2 separate regions of the Mus musculus genome follow, and region 1 is linked to region 2. Evidence: chromatin contacts called from ENCODE Hi-C or POLR2A ChIA-PET data. All regions are on one chromosome and are shown on one strand. Each heading gives the region's core, a stretch centred on a gene start or an enhancer-like site at or near the end of the contact. The rest is flanking DNA. Distances are from core to core; before and after follow the strand shown.

Region 1 (7,087 bases), core at 1,382-3,881, 46 kb after region 2:
GGAAGCTAGTGAAAACTTGACTCTCATATTGACTCCCCAGATGGACACACAGGTGATTGAGGTTATGGTCTCATCACCACGAGGTATTGTGTCCATCCCCCCTGGGGATCGAGTAGATCAGGTGTTGACGTGGGCGAGAGGGTCTGTTTGTGTGTTCCCACAGGACCAGACGGAACCTCTTTGGGTGCCGGAGAGATTGGTGAGACGCTGCAAGAATGAGGCTCCTGATCCAGTTGCCCCTGTGGATGTGGTGGATGATCCCACAAGCACAAAGGATGGAGCCGAGATGAGAGATCCTTTCGGTATTCCAGAAGCCGATACCAGCTCGACATGACATTCAAATTTTTCCACGCTTTTTGATCCCTGAATTCCCCTTAAAGAGATAGCCCCTCTGGCTATCTATCCCTTGCTTTAGGGAAGATGAGCGGGGGTGAGAGCCCTGGGATGTATGCTTGTTATAGTGTGTGTGTGTTTTGTGTTTGGCACATGTGTTAGGTGCAGAGTGTGCGGCCCGCACTTTCGCCATGGTAGCATAGGCTTTTGCTGCAGTGGAGGCGGGACAATCTCCTCAGATTCGGTTTGCCGCTCTAAAAGAAATTATGCTGCGTTATGCCGTGGGGTGCGAGGCTAAGCACTGCACAGAGGATAGCTTGCTGTTGGCATCCTGTGGAAGGCACGTCTGATTGCATGAAGGTTCAGTGTCCTAGTTCCCTTCCCCCAGGAAAAACGACACAGGATCTGGCCAAGACCTCTCTGGGTGATGAGCCTAAGGGATGGTTTTGTGTAGGGCCCCTATGCTTGCACACTGGGGATCAGACCTCTACCTTCACCCATGAGGCTTGCTTGCAGCAATTAAGATCTGGCCATAGGTTAATTAACATCCTGGCCTTTTGATGCACCTGCCACAAGCAAAACACAATCTCCCCAGGTGTGGCTTGGCATGATAGAGAGGTAGTCAGTGATAAGACTCCCTGGGCATGTCACCAACCTAAGACAGGGATCAAACCAATGCTGTTTGTCACCCAAGGACGGGTAAGGGGCATGGTTGCGGGGGGCTATCTACAGACATTCTCTCTGCCAAAAAAGAAAAAAGGGGGAATTGTGGGGAGCGGGTGTGGCGGCAGTCCCAAAGGCGCCAGGGACTGCAGCTAAGTCATATGACTTGCACCTGACTTCCTCATATAAGACACAAACATCTTGAGTGCTGCGCAGGTGTACCAGGATACAGGTGAATCCAATTTGGTGGAGATTTGCCCCTGCTGCCCTGATTAGCTGAAGCCTCGTGACTGGTGAGGTGGCGTGGCCTGCAGTGCGTGGATGAGAGAGAGTATAAAAGGAGTGAGAGGCCCAGGGTTCGGGGGAGATATAAAAACAAGGGAGATATAAAAACAAGGGAGATATAAAAACAAGGGAGATATAAAAACAAGGGAGATATAAAAACAAGGGAGATATAAAAACAAGGGAGATATAAACAAGGGAGATATAAACAAGAAGAAACAGGACTGAATAAATGTGTGCAGAAGGATCCTGTTGTAGCGTCGTTCTTCCTGGCCAGTTGAGCGCGCGCAACACTCACCCTTCTTCTTAGCAATGGTTTTCCTGCCATAATGCCTTGAAGTTGAAATGACAGCAGCTCAGTTATCTGCTCAGCATCTATCTCTGAAACTAACCACACTTAGCCAGGATGCTCTGCTTCCAAACAGAGATGATGAGAAGGGACATGGGGAAGCTCATTCTAAGTCACTAGTTTAAGGAGTTGGGGACCAGCAGCCAGGGCCCAAGCAGCGTCTACAAAGCATGGTGCTCATCTCTCTCATCTGAGTCACTTATTTCTAAGGGAACTACAAGTAAGAGTCACTGAGACAGACATACATTTAACAGCAAGAGGAATAACTGTACTGAAAATAACACTCAGTTCTGAAAGACTCCTAGTGCTGTGACACAGTATCCATCAGAAAACCAACCCATTAGGTTCATTGAGCATGCAGGACACTGTGACAGGACCTAGTCACATCAGAGCCAACCAACAACCTTTTCCTGAAACTGGTGACTCCTTCATAGCTAGAAGCTTATGGAGATGTGAGGCAGAAGATGGGTCTGACACCACTTTAGCCATACCACAGATACTCAAGAAGATGCCACTTCCTGTCACCAAAGCAGGTCTACTAAGACTTGGTAAGACCTGCACATTTTTTTCTGCTGGTAAGGTTGCTCTAAGATTTTTCAACCACATTTTATTTATTTTTCATTTCTGATAACTGGTTTAATGTGAAAGGAAAACAACAAATAGAAAGAGAATGACACCTGCCACCATTTTCCATGATGTTCTCGTGGTTCTACAACAATAACAGGTCACCCGATTGTCTTATTCTTGTGTTTCATTCATTTACTCTAAGGCTCTGAAAAAGTCACCTTTAGGCTAAAACATCTGTGGAAAAAAAGCCTGGTATGAAGAAACACTGGGTAACGTTGGAGCAGCAGCACTGGTAACCTTAACTACAGCATGTTTACTTTTGCAAACACTGTAATGTATGAAATAAAATATTAATAGCCATTACCTCAGTTTTCCTGAGTACAGACCTGAGTCACAGCTCTGTGGGGCATGATTTCCACTCACGTGCCTCACCGAGTGAGTGTTATTCGTGTTAGCAGGCAAGACCAGACTGACTGTGTGTTTTTAGACCATAATGTCATGGAGTAAGTTGCTTATTTTGGCAGCTTAAATCATTTCTCCAAATTTACCGCCTACTCTGCATTGAAAACTAATCCCTAAAAACATATGAGGAAAGACGGCAAAAATATTTTACTCGGGGAAAGGAAAATGTTAGAGCAAGATTCGCATCTCCATTTAGTAGCGGCTAACTTTGCAATCACTCAGCTGAACGCTGATATTTTAAAGCACTCAAAGAGTAAAATATTTGTGTAAATAAATGTATTTTCAATGCCTCAAACATACATACATATTGCAACTACACTTTTAAATGCTGTGTGGCTAACAAGCTTAGCTTGCTGGGGACTTCCAACAGGTCTGGCTTCCCCTGCCTGCGTCTGTCAGCCTCTGTCTTCCCAGAGAGCTCTGAACTCTCCATGGCCTCAAATTCACTGGACTGTTTTGTATATGATGATTTTATAGCTGAGCTAAATGAAAGAATCAAAGCCCAGTGTCCACTGCGGAGCCCAGGAGCATGGTGCCTTTTCTTTTCCCCACCTCTTTCTCTTAGATTGATAATTCCTTCCAAATCAGTGTTCAGCATTGATCCTTCAGTTCCCCTGTGAGGGAGTATAAAGGGAGCACTCCACACTTAATGGCCTGAGGCCTAGAGAGGAACATGGTAACTGCACCCAGCAGGATGAAATTCTGGAGTAGCCAGAAACTAGACCAAATTGCTCTGTGCCACAGCTTTGCTCTGGAGACCCAAGCTAAACAGCTTCTTTCAGTGGCCAGCCACACTGAGGTATGTCTTTTAAGTACATATAATAAAATTCAGTATGGCTGGAGAGACCGTGGTGGACTGTAACCCACCCACAGGCAAATGACGTCAAAAACTCTAGAAGGGAACACTGGGCTCCTCTGTTCTCCTGAAACTTCTGCTGTGTCAAGCAACATAAGAAGGAAGCAGACTTTCCACTAAGAAATCTCTACTTTGGCAGTCATCAGAGACAGCCTGGTGTCTTACACTTCCGCTCGCAGGAAAAGTGCAGAAAATTATTTCCACAAATTAAAATGGAAGAAACTCAAAGTTCAAAGAATCTCAGAGCTAAAAGGAAACTTGAGGGTCCAAATCTGAGGCTCAGAGAAGACGGAGACGAATTCTTCGCCCGCTTTCCCAGGACTCACTTTATCTCTAGAAAGTTAACTGTCTCTTGGTTGGTGACTCAGAGGAGACAGAGTCCAGCTCCCAGAATGCAGGAGGAGGGGTGGCATCTACAGAATGGCTACTTCACTTGTGAGGTAGCTCAGGCAAGCTGGTGTGGGAGCACTAATGCGCACTCGTGTGTGTGTGTGTGTTTCTGTACATGTCTGTGTGCACATGTACATGTCTGTGTACATGTATAAGCTTCATAAAATTGAGCATGCCTTGTCTCTTCTACTGAAAACAACCTGAACATCTGAATAGCTTGTTCTTGCTGGGGTGTGAAGCTAAACAATGTGTCTCTACCTGTGCCAGGGCCAAATACACACAACTGTCAGTTCTGTGGTTTTCTCCTCTTTCAAAGTACCTAGAGGGACACCCAAGAGACAGACACCACAGAGCACGGCTGTCTGGAAAATACACACACACACACACACACACACACACACCACACACACACACACACACACACACACACACACACACACACACACACACACCAACAACACCAAAACAAAACAAGACACCACACCTGGTTACATACCTTACTCTGGGGAGATCCTGTGATACCATTTACAAAGCTGCCTCTATTTTCCTTAGCAAATTGACTTTCCAATGGCAAAAAAAAGGTAACCCCCTTCACTTAATAAAGTCAATAGTGATTTCCTTTCAATTTCTAAGGCCCTTCACATCCACCTTCTCTCTGTGTCATCAAACTTCAATAGCTTTGTGAGAGCTGTAGTCTATGTCCTCTTCAAGTGAGAAAACAGATGTTGAAAGTGGAAAAGACTGACCTTGGACTAGCAAGTTAGCAGCTGGTAGAGGCCTTTTCTGCCTTTGTGCACAAGGTGATTACATTCTGGTACCAGAAGAGTTGGACAGTTAGGGCAGAAGGTGAACAATGATAATGAACCACTCATTCTTTCTAGAAACATTTACTGGTTGCCTTCTAAGTGTCAGGCCAGGCCTGTGTTAGGGACACTGGCAACATGACAAAGAGAAGAAGGGACATGCCTTCTGATCTGAAGATCACAGTCTAGGAGGAGAAACACTCAACAGGGAAGTTCCTTGTCTATTAAGTGACCAACCTTTCTATCTCAGTTCCTAGATTCTCAGTGTGAAGTCCAGACTGCCATTGGCTTTATCTCCACCTCCTTCAGCATTCTCTCCTGCTCCCTCCTGCCCTCAGAACCTGCTTCCTCCTCCCAGACAAAATGACAAGGGTGATGGATGGTTCCTCTCAGTGTCTGACTGCATTAGTGTAAGTGTTGGCAGTTGTTAGTGATGGGTGTTATTATCTGATAGCTAATAGATTCCATTATTTATAGCTTTTCATCATGGCTCTTACTGGAAATCCTGTATGTGTGTGTCTGTGTACTTATGTTTTCCTGAGTATGTTTTATGCATGTTTTAATACAGTTTGAACAAAGATATGATGTGAGCAGCTTCCTGAGAAGGGCTCGATGACATGTAGAGGGAAAGGACATGCGAATAGGAGTCTGTTCCCCAAATCTAACTACAGGGATGATGGACAATGGGAATTTTCGCTCTGTTTTGAGTAAATCCAAACTTTTAAAAATATTTTTTTCTCTTCTGTATGCAACTCCTAGTTCCTTGTCCCACATGCAGGCCACCCCCATGACCCTCTTGAGATCTGGTGATATGGGATGTCATTAAGGCAATTTCTCCCCCACAACTGAGTTTATAGTGTTTTGAAATCACTTGACTTATATATACACATACAACATAAAGACACTCAAGGTTTAAACTTGCTAAAACACCACTCACTGCCCTCCATTTGCAAAAAGATGACTATAACCAGAAATTAAAGGAGAAATCAAAATGGTACAAAAGTGTGCCCAGCAGAGAAGATTTTCATGATTTGTTTTATTCTGCAGTGACACAAGCTGCCCCTTGTAACATGTCTGTCAAGATATCTGTTGTGCTTTTGTGCAGTGGACAAAGATGCTTTTTATCAATTCTCAGAAGTCTGCAGGACTCACCATTCATGCTGTCAACTCCCCCCCACTCCTTTCGGCAAACAATGAAACCCATCAGGGACAAATGTCAACATACTAATTTGCTAAATTCAAAACAAAAGCAAAAGTGCTTCCCTTCATTTTCTATCAGCACTCCAATTCATGCTGAGTTTACAGCAACCCACAGATCATGCAATATTAAACAGAGATGTACTATGCTCACAAAGTTGGGGACAGTACCTCCCCGCAGCTACACTAGCCTGACAGTTGACACACATGCTGATTCTAACTTCCAACTCTGTCCAACGTCCTAAAAGTTCTACAAAAATTCCAACGCCTCGTCGTAATAGAACTCAGATGGAGTCAGATGGGTAAGAAAATGTGTCAGAAGCAGACAATTGAGATCCCTAGAGGCGCCCCTGGAGCTTACTGGTTTGTATGTTTAGGGCATGCTAAGAAAATTTTCACCACTGAGATAACCCCTAACTACGAAACAATTTGGTGTCAGGGGACAGCATTTCATGAAGGCCAGGCTGGCCTCAAACTCACGATGTAGCTGAGGCTGACGTTTAAGTTTGGATCCTCCTACCTCTACCTCTTGAGTGCTAGAAGGTGTATGCTACCCTGACAGGCCAGAATATAATTCTTAGAGGTATGACATACACAGACAGAGGCACCTTCTTATTTACTTTTGTTTCTTTGAAGAAAAGTTTCATATGGCTCAGGCTGGCCTTGAACTCCTGATCCTCATGCTTCCAGTTCCCAAATAAGGTGAGCAGCGCCACCTAGGTGTATTTCTAACAAAGACTGAAGGAAAGAGCAGAGCAGGCACAATGAGGCTCAGAGTTTACACAATCTGCCTGTGTTGTGTTGGTTTGTTTTGCTTTTTAAAAATGATTACAAGGCCCAGTGAGATGCCTCATTGGGTAAAGGCCAGCAAGTCTGGCCATCCAAGTTTGATCTCTGGAGTCATACAAAGGTGGAAGGAGAGGACCAACTCCACAAAGTTTTCCTCTGGTCTCTGTATATACTTGTTCCCCTGGCAATAATAGTTGTACTATTTTTAATTAAAAAAGAAAACTGCTTCAAATGATGCCCAGGACCCTAGAGGACACATATCATAATTGCTGAAGAACTAGTGGGTCTGCTGTAGGTTCGTTCTAATGCATCATCTCAGGCCTGGGCTTAACCCTTGGGGTCTCTGTTTTCCTTCCCTGAAATGAAAATTAGGAGCACTCCTCAGGGAAGCAGGAA
Region 2 (7,477 bases), core at 4,656-7,155:
CCCTTGGAATCAGTGAACCTCATTTGTAGCGATGCTTCTTGACAGAATTGTCTAGCAGAAGTTCTGTCTCATGTTACTACAAACTCACTTTAGTTTCCCTTTTCACTAAACTTGGGTAAATGAAATCTTGGAAGCACCCACAAGCCCAGTGTGGTGGTACACACATGTAATCTCAGCTCTTAGGAGGTAGGAGTATTAGAGACAGTCAAGGTAAGCTTGAGCTATATAGAAAAACCTGTGTCAAAAAAGTAAACAAAGTAAAATAAAATAACAACAAGGAAAAGCAGAAAGCAACAAAAGTTGACAAGGGGGAATCGGTGAGAATGTAGTCATGTGACCATGAAGAACAGTGTTGGGGTTTCAGAAAATGTGACCGAAGACTCAGCTCTACCACTGCTGGAAAGCCGTCTCGGTTGGCAAAGCACATGGTAGGTAAGCGCAGGGACCTGGGTTCAGCTCTCAAGCATCCACATCACAAACCAGTGTAGAAAGATGGAAGATTCCACGGATATATGCTTGTGGCAGGGAGTGGGGCTTCACCCCATCTGGTGGTTTGAATCTGCTTGGCCCAGGAAGTGGCACTATTAGGAGGCATGGTCTTGTTGGAGTAGGTGTGGCCTTTTTGGAGGAAGTGTGTCACTGTGGGCTTGGGCTTTAAGACCCTCATCCTAGCTCTCTAGAAGCTAGTCTTCTTCTGTTTGCCTTCAGAACAATAGAACTCCCAGTTCTGCCTACACCATGCCTGCCTGGATGCTGCTATGTTCCTGCCTTGAGGATAATGAACTGAACCTCAGAACCTGTAAGCCAGCCCCAATTAAATGTTGTCTTTATAAGAGTTGCCTTGGTCATGGTGTCTGTTCACAGGAGTAAAACCCTAAGACACCAGACCAAGCTGGACTTTGTTGTGGTAAGGTTTATTTTATATATATTTCATCATAAAATGTGAGCAAAAAATAAATTTATAAGAGGGATGTGGGCCCCTGAACTGGCTCAGTAGTAGGTAGTAGCACTTGATGCTAAGTCTGATGACCAAAGTTTAATCTTGAGATCCACATGGAAAAAGGAGAGAACATGCTGTTCTCTGACCCAAATGTGCACACACACATGCACAAACACACATGCAAATGCACAAATATACATGCACACACACACACAATGAAAGAATGATATTCAACAGAATGAAATGGCAAAACCACTTGAGTCAAGGACTTTGTTGCTGTTGGGGGCATTATTTATTTTGGTGTGTGTGTGTGTGTGTGTGTGTGTGTGTGTGTGTGTGTGTATGTATGAGAGAGAGAGAGAGAGAGAGAATTAAATGCACATGTGTATAAGTGAGCATGCCTGCATGTGTGCAGCCCATAATGTTTGGTATCTTCTTTCAACACTACCATCCTTGCTCCCTGGAGGTACCTGGGTCTTATCTTCCTCTGTTGGACTTCAGTGATTCCCCTGCCTCTGTGCCCCCTCAGTGTTGTGTTCTAGGTGTTTGTGGGACCCAGGATTGCTGTGTGGGTGCTGGGAATTGAGATCTCGTTTTCATGCTTTCACAGCAAGTCTCTGAGCTGCTGGCCAAGGTGACTCTGAGGTTGCAGCCTCAGAAGGAGACAGGCTTGCCCAGATGACTCCAGCAGGGCTTTCTGGTTTTATAAGGTCACTCAGAATGCAACTGTGTTTGGTGGTGAACAGCTTGGAGTTACAGCTGGTTTCTATACTACCAGGAGCTCACACTCCCCAAACTCATATCCTTCGAGTCCGTATCACTAGGCCCCTCTTCTTGCAGTAAATGTAACAGTAAATTCTTTACCGTCTAGCACTGACATAATCTAATCCCCAAATGCTGCGGCCCCTGTAGTCACTCTGTGAATTCACCAGGATCCCATGAATTACCTGGGAAAGAATCAGCTGCCCATGAAACAGATGCACAAATTTTCTTAAAAACGGAAAATAAATTTTCTCTCCAAGTGTTCTGGTTAGGAACCGAAGAAGGAAGTAGCCCTGGGGGAAGAAAGACAGACAGACAACAAGATGGCATCAGGAGTCATCACAATTGCTTACAGAGTCTACTGGAAGGCACTAGTGCATCCAGAATGTTGGGCCTTCTCTGACCCAGACACCTTTTATATTCTGACCAGGGCAGACTTCAGGGCCAACAACAACTTTTTTAATGTCATAACCACCTCTGCTTGAACCCTGCAAGGGAAGAGAGGCTCAGAGCCTTCAGACCAGGTCCAGTTCACACCTGGTCCAGAGGTGCCTGCTGTTCTAGTTTCTACTCATTTGCAGCAGGAAACTGGCTTGGCCTTGTTTCGAGGCTTTTGGCATTAATTAACCTGTGAGTACTCGGCCTAGGCCCTCTGAGATGCTGTTGCAGAGGCAGGGGCCCTTTTCTTCGCCTCAGCCATGTTACTCATGGTGTTCAGCTGTATGGCCCCAGGAGTGCTGTCCTATAACTAACGCTGTAGCCATCAGACACACTTACCTTTAAGTAATGAACCTGCATGAAGCCCTTCTCTGGATTGAGTCCATGCTTGACAACAGATGCACCTGAAGCACTCACATGGCCAGTCTCTTCTTTGTTGGGTCTGGAATAACACAGTGCCACGTGTCTAAGTGCAGTGCATTCATACTCACTGGGCTATTACCTCTCATCTCTTAGTTTCAGACTTGTGCAGCTGTGCCTTCCTTCAGCTCAACAGTTCCAGGTATAATTGGAAACAGTTTACAGTACAAACTCACACACTCAGCAAGAAGGATTTATACTCAGTCTGGCAACCCAACATTGGCTATTGGCAATATTTTATGGTACCTTATCCAAGATGAAAGCCTGCCAGGCCCTCCAGGAATCTTAAACTCCAATATGAATTATTTATCTCTGTGAACACCTTCTTGGTAAGGAAACTGGACTGGGAGACACAGTGGTACATGTTGTTCACTTGGGAAAATTATGAGTGGGTGTGCATGCGTGTGTGTGCGTGTGTGTGTGCGTGTGCGTGTGTGTGTGTGTGTTAATTGTAAAGAGTCACATCTCATGATCTACACTTAAGTCTCCTTTAGGATATATTTGCATGCTGAACCCACCTGAGATGCACAAAAACAAGCATAGGAAAGGTCCAAGAAGCTCTTGTTTTGGGGACAGGGAGGAAAATAGTGATCACACACTCGTTTCATAAATGTGTCTGCATCCTGGGTGTGATGCTTTGCTGTGGGTTTGTGGTAACACATAATTTAAACCACTGCCTCATTATTCAGCAGGGTACTTTCCACCATGTCCTTAGCTTTCCTAAAATGCCATAGATCCTTTGGAAGATGTGTGTTAATGCCAGGTAAGGGGAGAATTGTCAGAGGGACAATATAGAAAGGTAGGGCTTTGGCATCTGAGCGGGATGGTTTATTATCAACTGTTCTTTGTCTTCTGGAATTGCTGAGAGAGCTCTCACTGTGTTGGCCCTGGCTGGCCCGGAACGCAGGGCAGCCTGTGCCTCCCCCCCCCCCCCCCCCGAAGCCTGCTCAAAGGATGCATCACCACACCCCACTAAGCGTTTCTCTTTCTTATCTACTACTCACTACAAGGTTGCAGAAGCTCTTGAACCTTCAGTTTATTAACTAGTATGGTGGAAGTAATTCTACTTTCATCTCCAGGTCCTGTGCAAACCCTTCAACAAGGGCCATGAATAAAATAACAACTTCTTCAATGTAGTAAGATATTCTAATTGCTTTATGTAAAGAACCCCTTAGTAATTTTTAGTGGAATATCCCGGAGCATAGTTCTAGCTGACACGAGGCTCTAAACTAGCAGGTGTCTGAAGCAAAGGCAGTCAGAATGCGTAGCTATGGGAACTGACTCCAGAGTTTCCATTTCTCTCCTGCATCCTGAACTTACATGAGCACCCTCTTGAATCACCACCCCTTTTGACTTCACGAGTCCACTGATACACATTAACTCAGGTCTCTGCTCTCAAGCCCTTCTCAAGCCCAGGTGACTATTTGAATGAGGAAACCCACAATAATTTTGCCAGGGAAATCCTACCACCTGTAGTCTTACTAGAGAAGAACACCTTCTCAAGGTCCAGCTTCCCAGCCCCAGGGTGAGGCACTCACTACAAGGTTCTCATGCTTCTGTGCTCAGAACTGAGACTACTAAAGGGGAGGAGACAGTGATGCAAATCTCTGTTCACTGGCTGGCTTCCAGCTCCGGTTCCCAATGACACCTTTAATGGCTGTTTTTCCTTTTGCCTAGAAATGACCTTCCATAAAACACTCCTCTTACAATTTATTCTTCCCTCCTCTCCAAATGAATAATTATTTAAAACAGTCCTTTACGTTGACAGGATCCCTAGCAGGGATACAAGCTCTCAGAGATTCCTGTTAAAGTGGACATAGGGCTAAAGCGAGCAGGGCACAGGCAAGCTCTGCAAGACTCAGGAGGAGGCTTTCAGGAGGAAAGACACTCCATCAGCAGAGACCACGAGCTTCTGTCTCTGGGATACCGCCACATGTCATGGTGCCAGCTCTATGCAGAGACACGATACAGAAAAGGCAGGAACCAAGTCTAGCCTGCCTCTCACAGTCACACAGAGGAAGCTCTCACACCCACCAGGTGCACATATAGATGAACCTTCCCACTTCTACTTCTGGAATCCCAGAACCCAGCAACACTGGCCTCTAGCTACAGATGGGAAGAGCAGACTCCTTGCAGAGGGTGAATGAGTAGTATGACTCCCTGGAGCAATCTAGCAACGATGTGTGCATTTTACTGCACATGTTTTATTTTAACTTAAAATGTTAAGGAAAAGCTGAGCATTCTAATGAATGGCTAAAGTCCCAGTATCTTAGAGGTTGGAGCAGGAAGAGACAATATGCAGCTAGGCAGAGCTACAAAGTGAGATTTTTCTCTCAAGAGAACCCAATCAGATAAATGAAATCCCAAAAAGGAAACTTTTTAAAAGTTAAGAAAACATGCAAATAAAACAGTATCCACTTTTCCCTCAGATCAGTGGACACATGGGTAGCAAAATGGAGTTTACAACTTTTGTGCCACAAAGGACTGGAAACAAATACAAGGGGGGGGGGCAGTAGAGGAAGTGGAGGTTGGGCTTGGAGAAACTTTTGCTTCTCTCACTGCAGACAACTGCTTACTACTATACTTCTTCTGTCCACTCACCCTCAACCTCTAGATGACAGAGGACGCTGTAGCAGCCACTCTGCAACCATAAGGTAGTGAGTCAGTGTACCCAGAGAGCAGAGGGGATAAACCCACGGTAAACCTTCTCTCTGGCATAAACTGAGCCCCACGTTAGCCCAGACTGCCTGCCTTCTGCCTGCTTCCTGTGTAAGAAACATATACACCATGTGTTGAGGTCAACTTTCCTTTACAGTCCATTATCCATACCCAGGTGCACACATGGCGGATGGAAAGCTGGGGTAGCACTAACAGCAACGTGGCCTGGGGAAGACCAGGGCCTCTGTGCTGTGAACTATGAGTCCTCTTCAGCACCCCGCCTCCCTTACAAGAACCTGATGAGGAAGGAGTTGTGAGGATGCCTATTAGGAGCTGAAGAACAGGGGTGGGTAGAAAAGATCATATACTCCAGGGCTTCCTCGAGAGGAAGGCCCTTACATAGCTCCGCAAAATCCTCAGGAGTGAGTCAGAGACTCTCTTTCCTTCTTAGAAGCTTTCTTTCCTCACTGCACAGCCTATGATGAAGTTCATATAACTAAAACCACGGTGTAAAAGCAAAGTGTTAGTCATGCTGCAGCTAGCAGGCTCCAGTTTACCCCTCTCCTGACATGCATGGAATGTGGGTGATCAAGTTACCAAGGTCGTCTGGGCTCATATGCTCTTGGTTTCTGTTGTACCTGGCACCAAATACAACAACCGAGGTGAACACGACCTTCCTCGACTCTACCCTGCCTCTCCTGCACACTCACAGAAGCTATCTGAATACTTTCTGAGTGATGGTTGTATCTGACGCATAGGGATTCCATTTGGAAAGGGGAGCCTTAAGAAAGGGCTGGTCCTTCTCAGCTATGATCAGGGGTAAAATTAAGAGAACGGCCTCTGTGAGGTGCTTAGTCACTTAGGTGTTTGGTTCTGTCTGACCTGCCCAGCTCACACAGATTATCTGCCAGCATCCCTCTTGTGCTTGTGGATGCCAGCTGCCAACTGCCACTATATGCTACTTGTCAAAGGTAGCCACCCCAACAAGGAGCAGAGCTTCATTTACACCCTAACTCTGAGGAAGTGAAACTCTTAAGTAGAAACTGCCTCTAAGTTCCATCTGAAATCCATAGGCACCTTGAAGACTAACAGGCAAAGTGCATGCTGGCTAAACACTTGGCTGTGAACACTGGGTGGGTGTGCCATGTGCAGCCCCATGAAGCAGAGTTCCCTCATCAGCAAAATCAAGAGATGGTGGCTGCTAAGACAGCTCAGTACAAGCATGGATGAACCCTAGTACCAACAGAAGTGCCAGGTGGAAAGTGGAGATGGGGAGAATGCTGGATAGATCAGCCAGAACGAGGAGATCCTGCCTCAGCGCATAAGGTACAGAGAGGTCAGAGAAGACACTCCAGAGGATGCATGTAGACAAGTGCTTTCACGCTTGCTAACATACCAACACAGTGCACACTATACTCACACACACACACACACCCCACTGCATACAAATGAAGCCTTAAGTCTTTGCAGCCTTTGTCTTTAAGCTGTTCTCTGATACCTCATTATCATCATCTCACAAAAAGGAGCAGTGAAATCCCAGTGCTGCTTAGAGCTGCAGGAAGTTGCACCCACCCTTCACCCACAGCTCACAGCACTCTGGGAAGAATGCACGGAACTCAGAGGTGAGGATGGACTATTTGGTTTTTGCAACACCTTTGTGTATAAAATGGCCAAAAGGAACAAAGACTTGCTGCCAGCTAGCACTTGCAGCGTCAATAAAGTGAACAGGGCAAACGCTGTGGACACTTGAACTAATATTGTGTGGGAGACTCTAAGCTTATCAAATAGATTTAACTGCGAGTCTAGCGAGTTTACTTGGAGGAGTTTCCTAGCAGGACCATTTGCCTGCATTAGATGCAGCCAGTGGAGTATCTATCACCCTAGTGCTGCTGACAAGGGCAATTGCTAAGATGACTTGGGGCAGAAGGAGGTGTGTTCAGAGGATCATGAGCAACACATGAAGGAGAGGTCACCTGCTAAACCAGGCAAGAAAGAACAGCTGGCAGAAAGGTGCAAACTCAAAGGAGTGAACACATTTTGATGAGCTGGGTAGAAAGCAAAGGAGTGAAACTTTATAAAGGACCAACTGTCAGGCGTCTCACATCTTTACTCCCAGCACTGGGGAGGCAGAGGCAGGCAGATATCTGTGGGTAAGAGGCCAGCCTGGACCACAGAGTGAATTCCAGGCCAGTAAGGACTATACTGAGAGAACCTGACTCAAACAAAGAAATTAATAAATTAACAAGCAGCAAGCAGCAA

What was found. A loop is a pair of places that touch in the nucleus more often than their neighbours do. ChIA-PET counts read pairs that join two places held with the same protein, here RNA polymerase II (POLR2A).
Region 1: a map of regulatory T cell shows a loop between it and region 2 (2.1-fold over the local background). The contact joins two enhancer-like sites. A Hi-C loop is called at or near these places in 2 of 37 maps with a recorded cell type or tissue (left cerebral cortex and regulatory T cell). POLR2A ChIA-PET finds 5 or more read pairs at or near these places in 1 of 5 experiments (Patski).

Annotation. Positions count from the first base shown.
Region 1 is chr13:63,136,500-63,143,586 of GRCm38, reverse strand. All of the region lies in intron 5 of Aopep (aminopeptidase O), which reads right to left. Among named protein-coding and RNA genes, the nearest start is that of Gm30409, 7.7 kb to the right of the region's middle. Within about 2 kb of position 2,631, at least 1 of the 3 ENCODE cell types and tissues checked has a DNase peak (open chromatin) inside an H3K27ac peak, as active enhancers do.
Region 2 is chr13:63,185,584-63,193,060 of GRCm38, reverse strand. It overlaps Aopep (aminopeptidase O), which reads right to left. Exons shown (of 16, transcript NM_001289926.1): 8 at 2,480-2,582; 9 at 1,888-1,995. Among named protein-coding and RNA genes, the nearest start is that of Gm30409, 57 kb to the right of the region's middle. Within about 2 kb of position 5,905, at least 1 of the 3 ENCODE cell types and tissues checked has a DNase peak (open chromatin) inside an H3K27ac peak, as active enhancers do.